Regions from separate parts of the Homo sapiens genome. Here region 1 is linked to region 2. The links are chromatin loops, found by intact Hi-C in ENCODE. Cell type or tissue: heart left ventricle. All regions are shown on one strand. Each heading gives the region's core, and the rest is flanking DNA. Links, peaks and the distances in the headings are about the cores only. Region 1 overlaps SLA2 (Src like adaptor 2). Region 2 overlaps NDRG3 (NDRG family member 3).

Region 1 (9,952 bases), core at 2,176-7,175, 54 kb after region 2:
GACCCTGGCTGCTTCTCCTACTTAATGTGTTTATGTGCTAAGGAATCCTTACAGAAAAAGGACAAGGGGGAAGAAGGGAGGGATGCTAGGGTGCAGTGAGTGGCCTTCAGCAGCTGCTGAAACCTGGATTTTCAGGCTACAAGGCTCGGCGGTCATAGGGAGTCTGGTTGGCCTGAGCAGGCTGCCCTCTGGGGTGGCTGAGGGCGTGGGTGCTGTGCTGAGGGTGCCCTTGCCGCCTGATGCCCAGCCTTGAAATTGGGCCTTATGGTCACCACATTCTGAGCCTCATGGCCACCGTGTCCTGGGCAACATAGCAAGACCTCATCTCTACTAAAAAATTGTTTTAAATTAGCCGGGTGTAGTGGTGCACACCTGTAGTCCCAGCCACTCAGGAGGCTGAGGCTGGAGGATTTGAGCCCGGGAGGTCAAGGCTGCATTGAGCCTAATTTTTAGAGATAGGATCTTGCCCTGTCGCTCAGCCTACGTGCAGTGGTGATGGAGCAAGACCCTATCACTATTTTTTTTTTCTTTCTTTCTCTCTCTCTCTCTCTCTCTCTGGGCACTGTCAGGGCTCTGCAAAGTTCTGCTGGAAAAGCTTGATTCCAGGGTGGCCCTCTTAGGAAGTGGATGGGACTCCCTCAGGGTGCTTGTGGAGGGCTGATGCTGGGAGCCAGACCCAGGCCAGACTCCACTAGACCTCATGCGTGGAGCAGGGCTAGCTAAGTAGGTGACTATTTCTGTCCCTCCATCTAGAGAGAAGCAAGGCCACAGCCGTGGCCCTGGGCAGTTTCCCGGCAGGTGGCCCGGCCGAGCTGTCGCTGAGACTCGGGGAGCCATTGACCATCGTCTCTGAGTAAGTCCATGGGCACTGGATACCTGAATATGCACTAATAGAGCCAGGCATGGTGGTGTGTGCCTGTAGCGCTAGCTGTCTGGGAGGCTTAGGTGGGAGAATCGCTGGAGCTCGGGAGCTCAAGGCTGCAATGAGCTATGATCAAGCCAGTGCACTCCAGCTTGGGTGACAGCAAGACCCTGTCATCTCTAAAATAAATGAATGGGCCAGGCGTGGTAGCTCACACCTGTAATCCCAGCACTTTGGGAGGCTGAGGTGGGCAGATCACCTGAGGTCAGGAATTCGAGACCAGCCTGGCCAACACGGTGAAACCGTCTCTACTAAAAATACAAAAATTAGCCGGGCTTGGTGGCAGACGCCTGTAATCCCAGCTACTTGGGAGGCTGAGGCAGGAGAATCACTTGAACCTGGGAGGAGGAGGTTGCAGTGAGCTGAGATCACGCCATTGCACTCCAGCCTGGGCGACGAGCAAAACTCTGTCTCAAAAAAATAAAAGAAGGAAGGAATTAGAGATACTGTCCCGGGAGAAGGGGCCCTTCCCCCAGGTAGAAAAGCACAAGCCTTTGCTGAAGCGCTCACAGAAACCCTGTGGTGGAATTTCAGGCGGCTGGACACCCCCACAGGGAGAAGCAGTGGGTGGGCAGCGCCCTGTAGCAGGGAGCCTGGAATTGTGCATCTACCACCAGCCCCAGCCCTGACTCAGGAGGTACCTGGACAGGCTAGTGCAGGGAAGCCTGGGAAACAGGCAGGACAGGTGGCCACAGGATCCAGCCTGAGAGGGTCCTTGCAAGCCCTGAATGTGTGGTTGTCGGGGCCTTGGCTCATCTGAAAGAGGTGCCCCCACTCCTTTCTCTCTCCAGGGATGGAGACTGGTGGACGGTGCTGTCTGAAGTCTCAGGCAGAGAGTATAACATCCCCAGCGTCCACGTGGCCAAAGTCTCCCATGGGTGAGTTCCCACCCCAGGCCCGCCTTGCAGAGCTTCCTGCTTTCTCCTCCCACAAGAACTCCCCTTTGTGCACGGCTCTGCGCTGAGCAAAGCTGGGGATGGGGGAGAATCGAACCCAGGTCCTGCCCTCAAGAGGGGCAGACAGCTCATCCTAGCACAGGTTGGCCTGTGAGATGTGGGAGCCAGAGGAAGGGCTTGGGAAGGCCCACAGAGGAGGTGTGGAGCTCTGGGCTTTGGAGGTTGCCAGGATCTCGTGGTGGAAAATGCTGAAAAGTCCACGTAGGAGATGGCAGCATGTGGCGTGAGGGGCTGGCACAGTGGTGCGCACCTGTAGTCCCAGCTACTAGGGAGGCTGAGGTGGGAGGATCATCTGAGCCTGGAAGGTCAAGGCTGCAGTGAGCCGTGATTGCGCCACTGCACTCTAGTCTAGGCCACAGAGCAGGAGCCTGTCTCAGTAAAAAAAGAAAAAAACAGAGGGGCAGCTCTTGGAAAGCTGAGGCTTAGAAAGGTGAGTGGATAGAATCAGGGTGCTTTGGGGACTGAGCAGGGATAGCAGAGAGGCTGGGACCAACCCAGGTTACTTGGGGGAATGAGGTCTCCAGGCAGAGAAAGCTGAGGCTGTCCCCATGAGTTTGTCCTCCCAGGGCCCTGGAGCCAGGACTGGGAGGACAAAAATGGCATGGACCTCGGAGACCCTGAGCCCAGCTCTTCGTGGAGCAGATAGAACTCTGAGGCCCAGAGAGGGAGGGCCTTGTGAGGGTCACTCAGCGGTGGTGGTAAAATCTTGGCTTCCCTCTTCCTCCAGGCTGACCCTGTCCCTTGTCCCTCTCTTTCGCTCCGCCAGGTGGCTGTATGAGGGCCTGAGCAGGGAGAAAGCAGAGGAACTGCTGTTGTTACCTGGGAACCCTGGAGGGGCCTTCCTCATCCGGGAGAGCCAGACCAGGAGAGGTGAGTAAGCTCGGTGCCAGCCCAGGCCCTCCCTACGTGGAGGTCTCAGAAAGGAGCCCACAGATATATGGCTGCAGGTGCGGCCCAGAAAATAGGCTTTGCCTGACTTCTCAGTCAACCAAGATTTCCTGAGCCCCAGCTCCGTGTCCTGCCCATATGAACCATGTGGAGCCCAGGCTGGGGGAGATGGAGACAGGCCATGAAAGCAGAGGAGAGGCAGCTAACTTTGGAGCAATCAAGGGAGGCTTCATGGAGGAATAGACCATGAGTGGACCTGGAGGAGTGGACCTGGGATCCTGAGGGATGTTCCCACAGGATCCCAGGCAACAAGACACAGTGGTGCTGGGGTGGGCCAGTGGGCTGCACCTCGGGACAATAGGAGGTTAGAAGTGAGCAAGCTCCAGCACAGAGGCCTTGGATGCCGAGCTGAGAAGCTTTGGTTTTCTCCCAAGGCAGTGGGGTTGCTACTCAGCAGAGACACAGTGCTGGGCGTGTGTTTTGGGGGAAACGAGAGGATGCATTACAGGGACTCTCTGAGTGTGTTCTGTGGGCCACCTGCTTAGAAGTAGAGGAGATGGGGGGTCAGTTTAGGGGACCCCGAAAATCGTATCCTTCTCTGAGAGGTTCACAATCCGTGTTAACACAAGACTTCTTAAGGCGTCGCGTTTGCCTAACTGGGCATTTCCCAAGTGTTTCTGACACAGGAGTGTTTCATCATGCAGCACCAGTCAGAGTCACTCCATGTTCATTCATTCAGCAAATGCTTCTCCAGCACCTATGATGTGGGGAGGCTTCAGGGAAGGACAGGACCTACTGTATGTGTCAGGCCTTAGGCATCTCTGCTGAGTGAGGTGGCCATGGTCCCTGCTCTCAGGGAGCTCCTGGGTCACTGGAAGCCAGTGTTCCATGGCACAGAGTTTGGGAAACATACCTCTATTTGAGATCCACAGTGATGCCAGGGCTTGCCCCTCCAATGCCAAGAGCCAAGTGTGATATGACTTGAGGGTGGGGCAGAAGGCCAAATGTGAAGGGCTGGAGTTCCTAGCCTTGGTGTCTAGCAGTCTGGCTGTCATCTGCCATGTTGCTGCCATGAGAGCCTATCAGCAATAGAGCAAAAATCTGCATTTCTAAAAATAATACAGGCCGGGCACTGTGGCTCACACCTGTAATCCCAGCACTTTGGGAGGCTGAGGTGGGAGAATCACTTGTGCCCAGAAATTTGAGACCAGCCTAGCCAACATAATGAGACCACTTCTCTACAAAAAAATTTAAAATGTAGTGAGGCATGGTGGTGCATCCCTGTAGTCCGAGCTACTTCGGAGGCTGAAGTGGGAGGATCACTTAAGTCCAGGAGTTCCAGGGTGCAGTGAGCCATGATTGCACCACTGCACTCCAGCCTGGGCAACAGAGCCAGACTCCATTTCAAAAAATAAAAGTGAATGTGAATGGCCCACAGTAGGGATCTAGGCTCAGCCAACACATTGGCAACTAGGATTTTTAATAGAGTATAGTCACAGAATTTCTCTGCGTTGACTAGGAGGTGATTCCTCCTTCCCCAAGACACAACATGATTCTGATCTCTTGGCAAAACATTAAAATGGTGACAGGATCTCTTGGGTCAGTAGCCAGTCAGAGCTAGAAACCCACTGGAAGTCATCTCATGGATCCTCCTCGCTCCACTGTACAGACTGAAAAACTGGACCAAAGAGGAGTAGGAACGGGCCACATGCACATTCATGTGGGGCTTCTCCCACCCCAGGTGCAGGGTCTTTTGCAATCAAAACACAAAGTTGATTGTCTCTTTGATGACCCTGCCTCCCTCTGAGCTGCTGCCCCTGAGTCCTTTAAGGCAGAGGCAAAGAGGGATGTTGAAGGAGCAGCAGCCCCCACGTTTATGTTAAGCCCTTTAAGTGACTTAAAACAATGTATGGGGATTGTACTTCCATTGTCTTCATTTTACAGATGGAAAAACTGAGGCTTAGGGAAGAGAAATAATTTGCCTGGGGAAACACAGCTAGTAAGTGCAGAGCCAGGATTCAAACCCAGCCACACCTCCTCTCACTCCAGGCCCCCAAGAAAGGCCCACGTGGGGCAGTAATGTTGGCACTGCAAGCATAGCAACAGACCAGGGAAGGAGGTATCAGGAATGGACAGACCTCCTGGCGCCCGCCTTGATATGAACCAACTGTGATAGGCTGTCGGGACCCTTCGTTCTCTGCCTCAGTCTCCCTCCCAGGACCCTTTCCAGCTTCTTTGTCTCTCCTCTCCTGCCCTTGGGCGTTCTTGGGTTGACCTCTCTGAGGCCCCTCCTGCTATTTTCTAGGCAGCATCAGCACCCCCACCTCACATACATCCATAGGCTGGTAGAGGGGCTGGGGAGGCCAGCCCAGCACAGCAGCTGCAAACAGGAAACCACAGCAGCGTTGCGGAGTGGAGCAGGGCCCCACTGCAGACTGTCCCCTGGAGCTTCAGAAGCCACAGGAAGTGCTCAGTGCTCAGCTCCCCTCCCCTGGCCCATTCTCTGGCCTGGGTCAGCCCCAAGAATATAGTGGCTGGCCCTTATGGCCACTCTGCCCCTTACCTAAAAAGACACAGATGCAAAGAGAAAACTCTGTGAGTGAGAAGAGAAAGCCGTATGGAGACTTTTTTTTTTTTTTTGAGACAGAGTCTCACTGTGTCGCCCAGGCTGGCGTGAAGTGGCACATTTTGGCTCAGTGCAGCCTCTGCCTCCTGGGTTCAAGTGATTGTCATGCCTCAGCCTCCCTGGTAGCTGGGATTACAGGCGAGTGCTACCACACCGGGATAATTATTATACTTTTTTGAGACAGAGTCTCACTCTGTTGCCTATGCTGGAGTGCAGTGGTGCGATCTCGGTTCACTGCAACCTCCACGTCCTGGGTTCAAGCGAGTCTCCTGCTTCAACCTCCTGAGTAGCTGGGATGACAGGCACATGCCACCATGCCCAACTAATTTTTGTGTTTTTAGTAGAGACAGGGTTTCATCATGTTGGCCAGGCTGATCTCAAACTCCTGACCTCAGATGATCCACCCACCTCGGCCTCCCAAAGTGCTGGGATTACAGGAGTAAGGCACTGCACCGGACTATTTTTTTTTTTTTGTATTTTTAGTAGAAACGGGGTTTTGCCATGTTGGCCAGGCTGGTCTCAAACTCCTGACCCTCAGATAATCCGCCCACCTTGGCCTCCCAAAGTGCTAGGATACAGGCATGAGCCACCGCGCCCAGCGGGATCCATGAAGATCTTTAAAGACTCATAAGATCCACATAAGGCCTCACCTGAGGTCAGGAGTTTGAGACCAGCTTGGCCAACATGGCGAAACCCCATCTGTACTAAAAATACAAAAAAATTAGCCGGGCATGGTGGCAGGTGCCTGTAATCCCAGCTACTCAGGAGGCTAAGGCTAGAGAATTGCTTGAACCTGGAGGTGGAGGTTGCAGTGAGACGAGATCGCACCACTGCACTCCAGCCTGGGTGACAAAGCGAGACTATGTCTCAAAAAAAAAAAAAAAATCCTCATAATTACCGGGACTAAGGTCTCCAGGTCCCCATAGTCAATTCCAAAAGGAGATGGATCAGGATGCAGCTATTGTTATCAAAGAGGAAGATGAAAAATGTTAGTTGGGGGAGGAGAAAAGAAAGAAGAAATTTGCCAATTTTCCAGGAAAGGTAAAATTTTCCTGCGGGTCATGGTTGATTTGTGGGTCAAGAAATCAGTTTAGGGGCCAGGTGCAGTGTCTCACACCTGTAATCCCAGCACATTGTGAGGCCAAGGCAGGAGGATCACTTGAGTCCAGGAGTTCAAAACCAGTCTGGGCAACAAAGGGAGACCCCCATCTCTTAAAAAAAAAAAATTTTTTTTTAAGTTAGCTAGGTGTGGTGGCATGTGCGTGTTGTCTAAGCTACTTGGGAGGCTGAGGCAGGAGGATCACTTAAGCCCAAGAAGTCGATGCTGCAGTGAGCTATGATCACACCACTGGACTCCAGCCTGGGTGACAGACCAAGACCCTGTCTCAAATAAATAAATAAATTCAATAAATCAACACTGATGCCTGTACCCCACCTCCAGGGTTTCTGATCTCACTGGTCAGGGATGTGGCCTGCACACTGTAAAAGCTGCCCAGGTGATTCTGATGGGTAGCCAGGGTCGGAACCCACTAATTTAGTGCGTCTGGACCAGTGCGTGTTTGTAGTGAAATTGAGCAGAGAACATGACCATGGTTGGGGTAAACATTGCGTCATAAAACTTTTGTTTCAGATTTTGTATAAGGTGTGTCCTGCGTCACAGTGTAAACTTTTATACTGTGGTTTGACACCACAGTGACTCTAGGGGCCCAAGTGACGTCATAGAACAGTGGTTCTCAGACTTGAGTGTACAGGACTCATCAGGGGAACTTGTTGACACTGTAGACTTGTAGGCCCTACCGCAGACCTAACTGAATCAGACTTTTGGGGGCAGAGGTCAGAAATCTGCTTCTTGGACAGGCTCTCTGGATGGTTCTATTGTTCTCTTGAGTTTGAAAACAGAGTTCCAATCTAGGGAACCCAGAATGAAGTAATAAGAGACAATGTACTTTACATTATGCTCTTGTCGTATATAATGGGAATTAGCCATTGACCAAGTGAGTGAGTGATGCCAGGATCAGCTTTTCATTGGCCCAAAGGCACTGATTCCACACGAGCTTCAAGCCTGCATGTGGACCAAGGAGGAAGGCCTGGGGCCCTGAGCTACCAGGAACACTAATCAGAGTCCGGAGCAGGAAGACCCCATCTTCCCAAGTCCTTCTGGCATACCTGGCTATATGATAGGCCTCGGGACAGCCATGGCCAGGCTCTAGTCAGGCCCCAAATCTTGCTCCGTGAAGGGGGCCTAGAAGCTTTGTGGAGGTCACAGGATTGTGCAGAGGTCAGCACAGGGTTAGGGACAGGCCCCAGCAGCAGCCCCTCTGCGCTGTCCTGCTGTATATCTGTTCTGTGTCAGGCACTATAAGGGAGATTGATGAGCAAGACGTGGTTCCTGCCCCTGCAGGGCTCACCTCTGTCCACTGTCAGTTGGGAAACACTTACTGAGCATCTCCTCCGAGTCAGGCCTGCTAAGTCATGGCTTTTGTCCTCAGGGTGCAGACAGTGGAGGGTGCAACATTCAATCCCTAAAGCTTCTTAGAGGCCTCAGCAGAGAAGGTTCAGGAGGGTCCTGCTAGGCCCACTTCTCACATGCAGCTCCTTATCTGATCCCTCATCCCTCACTCCCAGCATCATCACTGGAATACCTGACCCCAGAGGTCCCGGAGGTGATGTTGCCTAAGCCTGCTGGAGCTTTCTGAAATTAGGACCTTATACTTGGCCTTTCTTTCTGGTGGGTCCTCCTCTAGGCTCCGCGTCCAGCCACAGCTTCCACTGTTCCCTCTGGACCCTCTGCCCACCAGCCACTCTGTAAACACCTTGTTCTTTCTACCGCTGCATCCTTACACATACCCCTCCCTCCATCTGGAAAGCCTGCCCTCCGCTTCTCCTCACGGCAAGCTCACACTCATCCTTCGCCATTCTTTCCAGTGGGACTTTCCCAGACTACCACCTACCCAGACTATCGCCTTCCCAGACTATCACCTACCCAGGCTATCGCCTTCCCATACTATGTCAATTTTTGTTCTCAACTCCCATAGCATCTTGAAAATACCTCTTCTGTAGCTATAATAGGTTTATCTCTTTTCTTTTCCTCTTTTTTTTTTTTTTTTTGAGATGGAGTCTTGCTGTCGCCCAGGCTGGAATGCAGTTGGCGGGATCTCGGCTCACTGCAAGCTCTGCCTCCCGGTTTCACGCCATTCTCCTGCCTCAGCCTCCCGAGTAGCTGGGACCACAGGCGGCTGCCACCACACCCGGCTAATTTTTTGTATTAGTAGAGATGGGGTTTCACCATGTTAGCCAGGATGGTCTCGATCTCCTGACCTTGTGATCTGCCCGTCTGGGCCTCCCAAAGTGCTGGGATTACAGGCATGAGCCACCGCGCCCAGACTTTTTTTTTTTTAAGACAGGGTCACCCAAGCTGGAGTGCGGTGGCACTATCTCGGCTCACTGCAACCTCCACCTCCCAGGCCCAAGCGATTCTCCCACCTCAGCCTCCTGAGTAGCTGGGACTACAGGTGAATGCTTCCACGCCCTGCGAATTTTTGTGTGTGTTTTTTTTTTTTTAGACGGAGTCTCGTTCTGTCATTGGGCTGGAGTGCAGTGGCACAATCTCGGCTCATTGCAACCTATGCCTCCTGGGTTCAAGCAATTCTCCTGCCTCAGCCTCCCGAGTAGCTAGGATTACAGGTGCGTGCCACCACGCCCAGCTAATTTTTGTATTTTTAGTAGAGACAGGGTTTCACCATGTTGGCCAGGATGGTCTTGATCTCTTGACCTTGTGATCTACCCACCTTGGCATCGTAAAGTACTGGGATTACAGGCATGAGCCACTGCGCCCAGCTGTATTTTTTTTTAAAGTCAGGGTTTTGCCATGTTGCCCTGGCTGGTCTTGAACTCCTGACCTCAAGTGATCCACCCACCTTGGCCTCCCAAAGTGCTCAGATTACAGGCGTGACCCACCATGTCTGGCCCAGGTAATTTTTGTATTTTGAGTAGAAACAGGGTTTGGCCATGTTGCCCAGGCTAGTCTTGAACTTCTGACCTCAGGTGATCTGCCCACCTTGGCCTTCCAAAGTGCTGGGTTTATAGGCATGAGCCACCACACCCAGCTTTTTTTTTTTTTTTTTTTGACAGGATCTCACTCTATTGCCCAGGCTGGAGTGCAGTGGCACAATCATGGTTCACTGCAGTCTTGAACTTGTGGGCTCAAGTGATCCTCCCACCTCAGCTTCTTGAGTAGCTGGAACTACAGGCGTGCACCACCATGCCTAACTTTTAAATTTTTGTAGAGACAGGATCTCACTCTATTGCCCAGGCTGGTCTCGAACTCCTGGGCTCAAGCCATCCTCCCGCCTTAGACTTCCCAAGTGCTGGGATTACAGGCATGAGCCACCACAGCTGGCTAAATTTATTTCCTAAAACAAAATCATGGCCGGGCACAGTGGCTCATGCCTGTAATCCCAGCACTTTGAGAGGCCGAGGCGGGGGAATCACCTGAGGACAGAGTTCGAGACCAGCCTGGCTAACATGGTGAAACCCCATCTCTATTAAAAATACAAAAAA
Region 2 (9,952 bases), core at 1,955-6,954:
CCAGGTTCAAGTGATTCTCCAGCCTTAGCCTCCTGAGTAGCTGGGATTATGTGCGTGTGCCACCATGCCTGGCTGATTTTTTATTTTTAGTAAAGACAGGGTTTCATCATGTTGGCCAGGCTGATCCTCAAAGTCCTGACCTCAAGTGATCCGACCACCTAGGCCTCCCAAAGTGCTGGGATTACAGGCGTGAACCACCACGCCCAGCCACATGTAATTTATTAATGTGTCCTGCCCCAGCTCGTGGGAAACGGTGGTAAAGCAGGTATTGTGAAACTTTGGCAACCTGGGAAGTTCATTCTGCTTTTTCTGAGAACTTACATTCTCTTGTTACAGGAACATGATATAGAAACAACTCATGGTGTGGTCCACGTCACTATAAGAGGCTTACCCAAAGGAAACAGACCAGTTATACTAACATATCATGACATTGGCCTCAACCGTATGTATTTTATTTTACACCTTCCCTTCTTATCATACTTGATCTTTGTATGTTAAAAACCAAACAACAACAATATTCTAATAGAGCAGAGGTTTCCCCCTCTCTGTGGTAACTTTCCCTCCTTGTTCCTACATTCGTTAATGGTATAAAGTTCCTGGGAAGTGTGCAGGGGAATGTATTCTGGGGATACTGGAATCACATCTCGCCTTCATGTCTGCTAAAGGATTGCAGATTATACAATGCACTGCTAAGAAAGTAGAACTGAAATCCATGTTTTCAAGCCTGTACTCTGTTTTTTTTTTTTAAATATGTTTCAGGTTAGAAAATTCAGAGTTGGAACTTAACTTTGTTGTGAGCTCTTCAATGAATTAGTAAGAATTCTTGCTAGAGCCTGTCACCAGTGACTTTAAGTGGACTTTTCTAGATGGTAGTGTAAGATTCTGGCCCCAGCCATAGACACACAGAGTCTGCATACATGTGTTTTCTTTCATGCTGCTCTGGCTTTCATAGATGCCCTGCATTTGAGGCCACAGTTGAGTGTTAAAGCTTTTGTAGCTGCCTTGGCATGAGAAGTGATTTAAGCAGGTATACAAAGAGGGTAGAAGTGGAAGCAGCAGCCCCTCCCTTCACTCTGGCAATTTTGCCAAGAGACAAACTCCCGTGTGGTGAATGTGAACAGCTCAGGACATTCACGCCACCTGTGCTCTTGGGGTATAATCAGTGTCTGTTTGTGAGATAGAGGAATAATGTCCATGAGAAATGACAGCATTATGGGTGTAAGATTATTTTGTGCAATAATCGGAAACCACCAAATATTAACAAAGTAATTTCTACTTTGCAGACATTATTTAGAATTAAGAATTGTTTTCAATATGTATCTCAATATGAGATGTCTTATATTCAGCCTTTAGGGCAGCTTGAATCAGACAGATTGTTCAGACACCTCACTTTGGTGGAATGGTGGTTAAAAAGCAGGGAAAGAAGGTGATAATAGGCATTGACTGAGTAGAGGAAAATTGGGGCGATATGGAGAGCCTGTGACTTATGGGTATTTTTATTCTTATAGATAAATCCTGTTTCAATGCATTCTTTAACTTTGAGGATATGCAAGAGATCACCCAGCACTTTGCTGTCTGTCATGTGGATGCCCCAGGCCAGCAGGAAGGTGCACCCTCTTTCCCAACAGGGTAAGGCCACGAAAAGATCATCTGGGAGACGTGCACTCAGTAGAGCAACTGGCTGAGCTCCAGTGGGAGAAGTGGTGTGTGCTTCCCTTTGATTTTATTACCGTCTATAGGTTATGCTTATTGACCAACCATCCTCATATTTTCTCTCCTTGGGCTGAGAGGACTGTTATGTACAGTTTTTTGGGGGAAACTGTGTGTTTTCCCATATCCAGGAATGGCTCTCCATAGCAGGTGCCTGCTTTCCTGTAATCTCAAGGCATAAGTGTCTGGAACATCTACTCCTCACTGTCTTTATCTTTCCCTTCCTTATCTGTTTGAAAGCTGTCATTTTTTAGCGAGACGTGGTGACTCACACCTATAATCCTAGCACTTTGGGAGGCAAAGGCAGTAGGATTGCTTGAGCCCCGGGGTTCAAGACCAGCCTGGATAACATAGGAATACCTTGTCTCTACAAAAAATTGAAAAATTAGCCAGCCAGGCATGGTGGTGTTCACCTGTGGTCGTGTCTGCTTGGGAGGCTGTTGTGGGAGGATCACTTGAGCCCAGGGGATTGAGGCTGCAGTGCCTGGATGACTGAGCAAGACCCTGTCCCCAGAAAGAAAACAAACAAACAAAAAAACCTGTCATTTTTGTGTCCTTCCTCAAAACTCCCAACTACTTAGGCCCAAATTCAGATCTCTCTGAGCTTTCCTGGGAGCATCTCCCCATCCTTAGCTCTCAAACTAGTAATGGAAATTTGACTATCTGTGTAACTGTTTATTCTGAGAGGCTGTCCTGGCAGATAGAGGTGTGGGGTGATTGATTGGCTTTGGCACTCTCAGCTTCCTCCTACATCTGCTTCGCAGGGCAGAGTCATAGGCTCCCTACCTGTTTGTTCCCTGGACGGGTGCTTATTGAGAAGACCTTAGGAGGAGTGAGCACACACTCTGTGGAATGCTAATTCTTCCCCTATCCTTTCACTCATCTCCAGAGCTGCCTTTGGCCAGTGACTGCTGGGAAATAGACAATTGCAGACAAATAATAGCTAATATTTAAATAGTACTCAAACCGTGTTCCAGACCCTGCTTTAAATGCTTTACATTTGTTAACTCATTTACTCCTCACAACCCTATGGGATAAGTTTACTATTATTCCCATTTTATAAGTGAGGAAACTGAGGCCCAGAAAAATTAAGTAACATGGCTAACATTACATAACAAATAAGTGGCAGAGCTAAGATTTGAACCCAGACAGTCTGGTGCCAGAATCTGACTCTAAAATGCAAATTGGCCAGTGGTCAGTTTATATCCAACAAGATTTGTATCCAGTTCCTTTTTTCTATTTTGTGGACAAATGGTTCCACAGCACACCATCCCCTTAAGTGTTCAGGCAGAGGCAGGCTGACTTCCCTGTCAGATGTAGAACAGATCCTGCCTCATATATAAGTGGTCATCTTAGGATCAATTCCATCTCCAATTCTGTAATACTTTTTCTTTCTTTCTTGAGATAGGATAGTGCTTTGTTTCCCAGGCTGGAGTACAGTGGCGTGATCATGGCTTACTGCAGCCTCAACCTCCTGGGCTCAAGTGATCCTCCCATCTCAGCCTCCCTACTAGCTGGGACTACAAGTGTGTGCCAACACGCCTGGCTAATTATTGTTATTTTCTGTAGAGACAGGGTTTTGCCCTGTTGCTCAGGCTGGTCTCGAACTCCTGGGCTTGAGCAATCTGGTTGCCTCAGCCTCTGAAAGTGTTGGGATTACAGGCGTGAGCCAACGCTCCCAGTCGGATGCTTACTACTTTTCTAGGAATTCTGATCTGGGTCTGTTCCTGGGCCTGCTCGAACATCTTAGGATCAGATGGTTCATATTATGAACCAAATTCAAATACAATAAAATAACCATGCCAGACACAGTGGCTCACACCTGTAGTTCTAGCACTTTGTTAGGCTGAGGTAGGAGGATCACCTGAGGCCAGGAATTCAAGACCAGCCCTGGCAACATAGCGAGACTCCATCTCTACAAAAAATTGAAAAATTAGCCAGGCATGGTGGCATGCGCCTGTAGTCCCAGCTACTCAGAAGCCTGAGGCAGGAGGATAGCTTGAGCCCAGGAGTTCAAGGTTACAGTGAGCTATGATTTCACTACTGCACTCCAGCCTGGGTGACAGAGTGAGACCATGTCTCTTAAAAAATTAATAATAATAATAATAATAATAATAAAATTTTAAAAATAACTATGTTATTCTATGCCTAAGTGAAACAAATAAGCATTCATGCTAAGGGTTTGTAACTGTGTGCCCATACCTAGAAAAGCTTTATTTTTGCATTTAGTTGCCTAAATATAGCAGTAGACCAAGACCCCCTTTCTGAGTTGACTCTTACTGCCGGAGGTTTACTGAGCCTGGACTCCAACTGAAGAGATTGTTAGAGGTTTGGAAATACCCTAAGAGAGAACCATGTTACTAGTTCTTTTCATGTGGCACCCTCTGGTCCCAAGGGCTGCTTGTTAGGATATAGAAACCGTGGATTATTTTACTTTCTCCTTAGCATGGCAGTTGTAGAGAGTTACACAATATGCCACAATCATTTTCAGGGTACCACATCACCTCCTTTGAGCCTTTGGTAAAAGGAAATGCTTTTATCTAAGATTTTTTTTTTTTTTTGAGGCGGAGTTTTGCTCTTGTTGCCCAGGCTGGAGTGCAATGGCATGATCTCCGCTCACGGCAGCCTCCGCCTCTCAGGTTCAAGCAATTCTCCTGCCTCAGCCTCCCAAGTTTCTGGGATTACAGGCATGTGCTACCACACCCAGCTAATTTTGTATTTTTAGTAGAGATGAGGTTTCTCCATGTTGGTCAGGCTGGTCTCGAACTCCCAACCTCAGGTGATCTGCCCACCTCGGTGTCCCAAAGTGCTGGGATTATAGGCATGAGCTACTGCGCTCAGCCTTTTATCTAAGACTTCTGGACCTTTCCAGCTGTTCTAGCAACTGGGAATTGTGAGTGCTTTCTAATTCAGGAGATATCCTTCTGGATTGCAGGTATCAGTACCCCACAATGGATGAGCTGGCTGAAATGCTGCCTCCTGTTCTTACCCACCTAAGGTAGGTTCATTCTGCAGTCTTTCATGCAGTTTTTATTGACTTTCTATGGTGAATTATTTAGTGTCTGTTTCAGAGGATATGATGGTTAGGAAAAATATTATCACTGTCCTCCTAGAGCTTAGTGGGGTAACAAGTAAGCAAACAAATAATAAAGTTCTATAAAATAAGTCAGTGGGGGTGTTGTGATAGAGAATAAGGGTGGGATCTACATTAGTAAGGCAAGTTAGGGAATTCCTCTCTAGGAAGGTGGCACACACGCTGAGACCTAGAAGATTTAAAAATCTACCTTGAGCTGGGCCAAGTGGCAGGAAGATCACTTAACAACAGCAGTTCAAGGCTACAGTGAGTTGTGATCCCACCCCTGCACTCCAGCCTGAGTAACAGTGAGACACCCTGTATCTAAAAAATAAAAATAAAGCTGTTTAAATTTTTTTAAAAACGTTCATCTCACTGAGAAGAGAATGGTTTGGAGAAGAATCAGAGAGAGAAAGCAGGGAGAACAGTTAAACTATTAACAATAGTCCAGGCAAGAGATAATGATAGCATGGTACTGGATGCTGCTGTTGGGGGATGATTGAAGTAGATAGTAGTAGGTAGATGGATATATTCTGGAGATAGACTCCACTGACTTGCTGATGGGTTGGATACTGACAGCTACCAAGGATAACTCCCAGGTTTCAGTTATATATATTTTTATATGTGTGTGTGTGTGTGTGTGTGTACATATATGTGTGTGTATATATATATGTATATATACATATATATACATATATTTATTTATTTATTTATTTGTTTTGAGATGGAGTTTCACTCCATCACCCAGGCTAGAGTGTAGTGGTGCGATCGCAGCTCACTGCAGCCTCTGCCTCCTGGGTTCAAACGATTTTCCTGCCTCAGCTTCCCATTTAGCTGGGATTACAGGCACAGGCCACCATGCCTGGCTAATTTTTTTTGTATTTTTAGTAGAGACGGGGTTTCATGATGTTGGCCAGGCTGACCTCGAACTCCTCACCTTCAATGATCCACCTGCCTTGGCCTCTCAAAGTCCTGGGATCATAGGCGTGAGCCACTGCCCCCGGTCTCAGTTATATTTTATTTAACCATTAAAACCAACTTGAAAGTAGTTGGTGGGATCCTTGTTTTTTTTGGTTTTGTTTTTTGTTTTTTTTGAGACAGAGTCTCACTCTGTCACCTAGGCTGGAGTGCAGTGGCGCATTCTCGGCTCACTGCAAGCTCCACCTCCCGGGTTCATGCCATTCTCCTGCCTCAGCCTCCCGAGCAGCTGGGACTACAGGTGCCCGCCACCATGTCTGGTTAATTTTTTTTGTATTTTTAGTAGAGACGGGGTTTCACCGTGTTAGCCAGGATGGTCTCGATCTCCTGACTTCGTGATCCGCTCGCCTCGGCCTCCCAAAGTGCTGGGATTACAGGCGTGAGCCACCGTGCCCAGCCTTTGTTTTTTTTTTTAACAGGCGCACGCCACCATGCCCGGCTAATTTTTTGTATTTTAGTAGAGACGGGGTTTCACCATGTTGGCCAGGATGGTCTTGATCTGCTGACCTCGTGATCCGCCGACCTCGTGATCCGCCTGCCTCGGCCTCCCAAAGTGCTAAGATTACAGGCGTAAGCCACTGCGCCCAGCTGAGATCCTTGTTTTATAAATAAGGAACTGAGGCTCAGAAAGTTAGGGGAAAGAAAAAAAACACTTGCCCAAATTCTCACATCTAATAAATATCAGAGCCAGGATTTCAACCCAGGTTGTATGCTTTCAATTATGCAATGCTGCCTGCAAATGAAGTTGACTCTGTCAGTTGTCGTTATGTCCCATTCACAGCCTGAAAAGCATCATTGGAATTGGAGTTGGAGCTGGAGCTTACATCCTCAGCAGATTTGCAGTAAGTATGTAGAGGATTAGCCTCAACATCCTTGAGGCAGTGCCTGGGTCACAGCTATTACTGCTGTGTTAAATGACCAGGCAGTATTCTGGGCCTTATGTCAGTTTTTCTGTAACTTCTGTCAGCTTTAGATACAGGTTGTATAAAGCCTAGCTTTGTACTTAACAATACCTGAAAAATCACAAATGGGGACAGTACATCATCAATAAAAAGCAAGTCCTAGATGCTGCTTATAATGGAATTTTGTGCGGCCATTAAAATTAAGTTTACGAAAAGCTTTATAATGATACATGGTTTGCATACATTATAATGTTAACCAAAAAGTTAGAATATAGATTGACATAAAGTTTGTCATAGCCATAGGAAAGGACTGGAAGAAAATGTACCAAAAAATATTAATGGATTGATATGTGGTAAGATAATGTGAAATTTTTATTTTCTGCTTTTTATAATTTCTCTGCTTATCAAATTTTCTATCGTGAATATAATCACTGTAGTCAGAGAAAAAAAGTAAGCCAGGGACCAGGCACGGTGGCTCACGCCTGTGATCCTAGCACTTTGGGAGGCCGACACGGGTGGATCACCTGAGGTCAGGAGTTCGAGACCAGCCTGGCCAACATGGTGAAACCCCGTCTCCACTAAAAATACAAAAATTAGCTGGGCGTGGTGGTAGGTGCCTGTAATCCCAGCTACTCAGGAGGCTGAGGCAGGAGAATTGCATGAATCCTAGAGGCCGAGATTGTAGTGAGCCGAGATAGCATCACTGCACCAGCCTGGGCAACAAGAGCGAAACTCTGTCTCAAAAAGAAAATTAAATTAAATTAAATTAAATAAGCTAGAGAGCTAGAGCTCCTATTATAAATTTTTTTTTTTTTTTTTTTTGAGATGAAGTCTTGCTGTGTCGCCCAGGCTGGAGTGCAGTGGTGCAATCTCGGCTCACTGCAACCTCCGCCTCCTGGGTTTAAGTGATTCTCCTGCCTCAGCCTCCTGAGTAGCTGGGATTACAGGCGCCCACTACCACACCCAGCTAATTTTTGCATTTTTAGTAGACATGGGGTTTCGCCATGTTGGTCAGGCTGGTCTCTAACTCCTGACCTCGTGATCCACCCTCCTCAGCCTCCCAAAGTGCGGAGATTACAGGCGTGAGCCACCGTGCCCGGCCAGACATTATTATCATTATTTTTTTTTAATACGTCCTCAGTGATAGGAGAGTCTTCTGAGGATGATACAGACTGTTCAGATGGTTTCAGAAAAAAAAACTTCAGAAGCCTCTGTTGAGAACAAAGATATATGAGCATGGAGCAGCTGCTTGTGCCAAGCGCACTTTCCCAATGAGGAAGATCCACCATGAATTGAACAACTGCATATAGATCTTTGCAAGACAAGATAATTTGATAGTAAAATAAGTAATTTGATAGCAAAACCAGAAACTGGTTTCCATATGCTAAGTCAGATTTCAAGAGCTATTTTTCCACATGTTCTCCCTCTTTGTAGTCTTACTTTCAAATGTGAGGCATTAAGGCATGTAAGTAAGAATTGATCAACCATGTTCCAACTGTTTAGAAGAACTGTGGGAGTGTAGCTTTCATACTATTGTCTTTGCCTCATCTTTCAGCTCAACCATCCAGAGCTTGTGGAAGGCCTTGTGCTCATTAATGTTGACCCTTGCGCTAAAGGCTGGATTGACTGGGCAGCTTCCAAAGTAAGTACCACATGAAGGTGTCCATCGGCTTATCTTGGCCCATCTCAAAACAGCTTACCAGTTTTTCATTGAGGTATATATACAGTTAAGGGTAAAAATGTTAAGTATATAGCTTGAAGAATGTTTACATATAAAATCACCATCCAATCAAGATATAGAATATTCCCAGCTCACTAGGGGATTCCGTTGTATCTTTTCCTAATTGATACTTCCTCTCCTTCCCAGAAATTACCTGTTCTGACTGTTGTTACCAGAGATAAGTTTTATCTGTTTTTAAACAGTTTTATCTGTTAAATTGGAATCATAGAAACTGTATTTTTTTTTTTTTTTTGAGATGGAGTCTCACTCTGTTGCCCAGGCTGGAGTGCAGTGGCATGATCTTGGCTCACTGCAACCTCCACCTCCCGGTTCAAGCAATTCTCTGCCTCAGCCTCCCGAGTGGCTGGGATTACAGGTGCCCACCACCATGCCCGGCTAATTTTTTTGTATTTTTAGGAGAGACCAGGTTTCACCATCTTGACCAGGCTGGTCTTGAACTCCTGACCTTGTGATCCACCCGCCTCGGCCTCCCAAACTGCTGGGATTACAGGCGTGAGCCACCGCACCCAGCCTGTCTGGTTTCTTTTCTTTCATCACGGTGTCTGTGAAACTCATCCAAGTTGTATGTAGCAGTAGTTCTAAATTACAGTTTGGACTGGGCACGGTGGCTCATGCCTGTAATCCCAGCACTTTGGGAGGCAGAGGCGGGAAGATCACCTGAGGTCGGGAGTTTGAGACCAGCCTGACCAACATGGAGAAACCCCATCTCTACTAAAAATACAAAATTAGTCGGGTGTGGTGGTGCATGCCTGTAATCCCAGCTACTCGGGAGGCTGAGGCAGGAGAATCACTTGAACCTGGGAGGCAGAGGTTGCAGTGAGCTAAGATCGTGCCATTGCACTCCAGTCTGGGCAACAAGAGCAAAACTCCATCTGAAAAAAATAAAAATAAATAAATAAATAAATTACAATTTGGCCAGGCGCGGTGGCTCACGCCTGTAATTCCAGCACTTTGGGAGGTCAAGGTGGGCAGATCACCTGAGGTCAGGAGTTCAAGACCAGCCTGGCCAACATGGCGAAACTCCGTCTCTACTAAAAATACAAAAATTAGCCGGGCGTGGTGGTGGGTGCCTGTAATCCCAGCTACTCGGGGGGCTGAGACAGGATAATCACTTGAACCTGGGAGGTGGAGATTCCAGTGAGCTGAGATCACACCATTGCGCTCCAGCCTGGGTGACAAGAGTGAAACTCTGTCTCAAAAAAAAAAAAAAAATTGCAATTTAACAGGAGTTCTAAACGGTTCTTTAGTAACCTATTGTGTGAATACACAGAACGAGTTGTTTCTGTTATTTGGATCTTATGAGTAAAGCTGCTGTGCATATTCCTTATGTCTTTCAGTAGACATACACATTTATTTCTCTTGGGTTTATACCTAGGAGTGAAATTGCTATGTCATAGGGCATTTGTATGTTTAGCTTTAGTAGATATAATCAAACAGTTTTCCAAAGTATTTGACCAAGGCCAGGCATGGTAGCTCACGCCTGTAATGCCAATACTTTGGGAGGCCGAGGTGGGAGGATCACTTGAGGTCAGGAGTTCAAGACTAGCC

The links. Peaks named below come from ENCODE experiments on the same cell type or tissue, not always from the same donor. Only the 100,000 strongest peaks of a DNase experiment are listed, where the experiment ranks them.
Region 1: it touches region 2 in a loop (5-fold over the local background); 2 of 110 quality-filtered maps call a loop at or near these places.

Annotation. Positions count from the first base shown.
Region 1 is chr20:36,625,391-36,635,342 of GRCh38, reverse strand. It overlaps SLA2 (Src like adaptor 2), which reads left to right. Exons shown (of 8, transcript NM_032214.4): 3 at 754-853; 4 at 1,714-1,800; 5 at 2,645-2,748. Among named protein-coding and RNA genes, the nearest start is that of SLA2, 16 kb to the left of the region's middle. RefSeq lists enhancers at 1,816-2,317, 4,997-5,106. In heart left ventricle, for the core only: no CTCF peak of the experiment used is centred there; a DNase peak (open chromatin) is centred at 5,175.
Region 2 is chr20:36,679,169-36,689,120 of GRCh38, reverse strand. NDRG3 (NDRG family member 3) reads left to right here. Exons shown (of 16, transcript NM_032013.4): 4 at 337-442; 5 at 1,509-1,629; 6 at 4,646-4,708; 7 at 6,543-6,603; 8 at 8,219-8,305. Among named protein-coding and RNA genes, the nearest start is that of SLA2, 38 kb to the right of the region's middle. In heart left ventricle, for the core only: no CTCF peak of the experiment used is centred there; no DNase peak of the experiment used is centred there.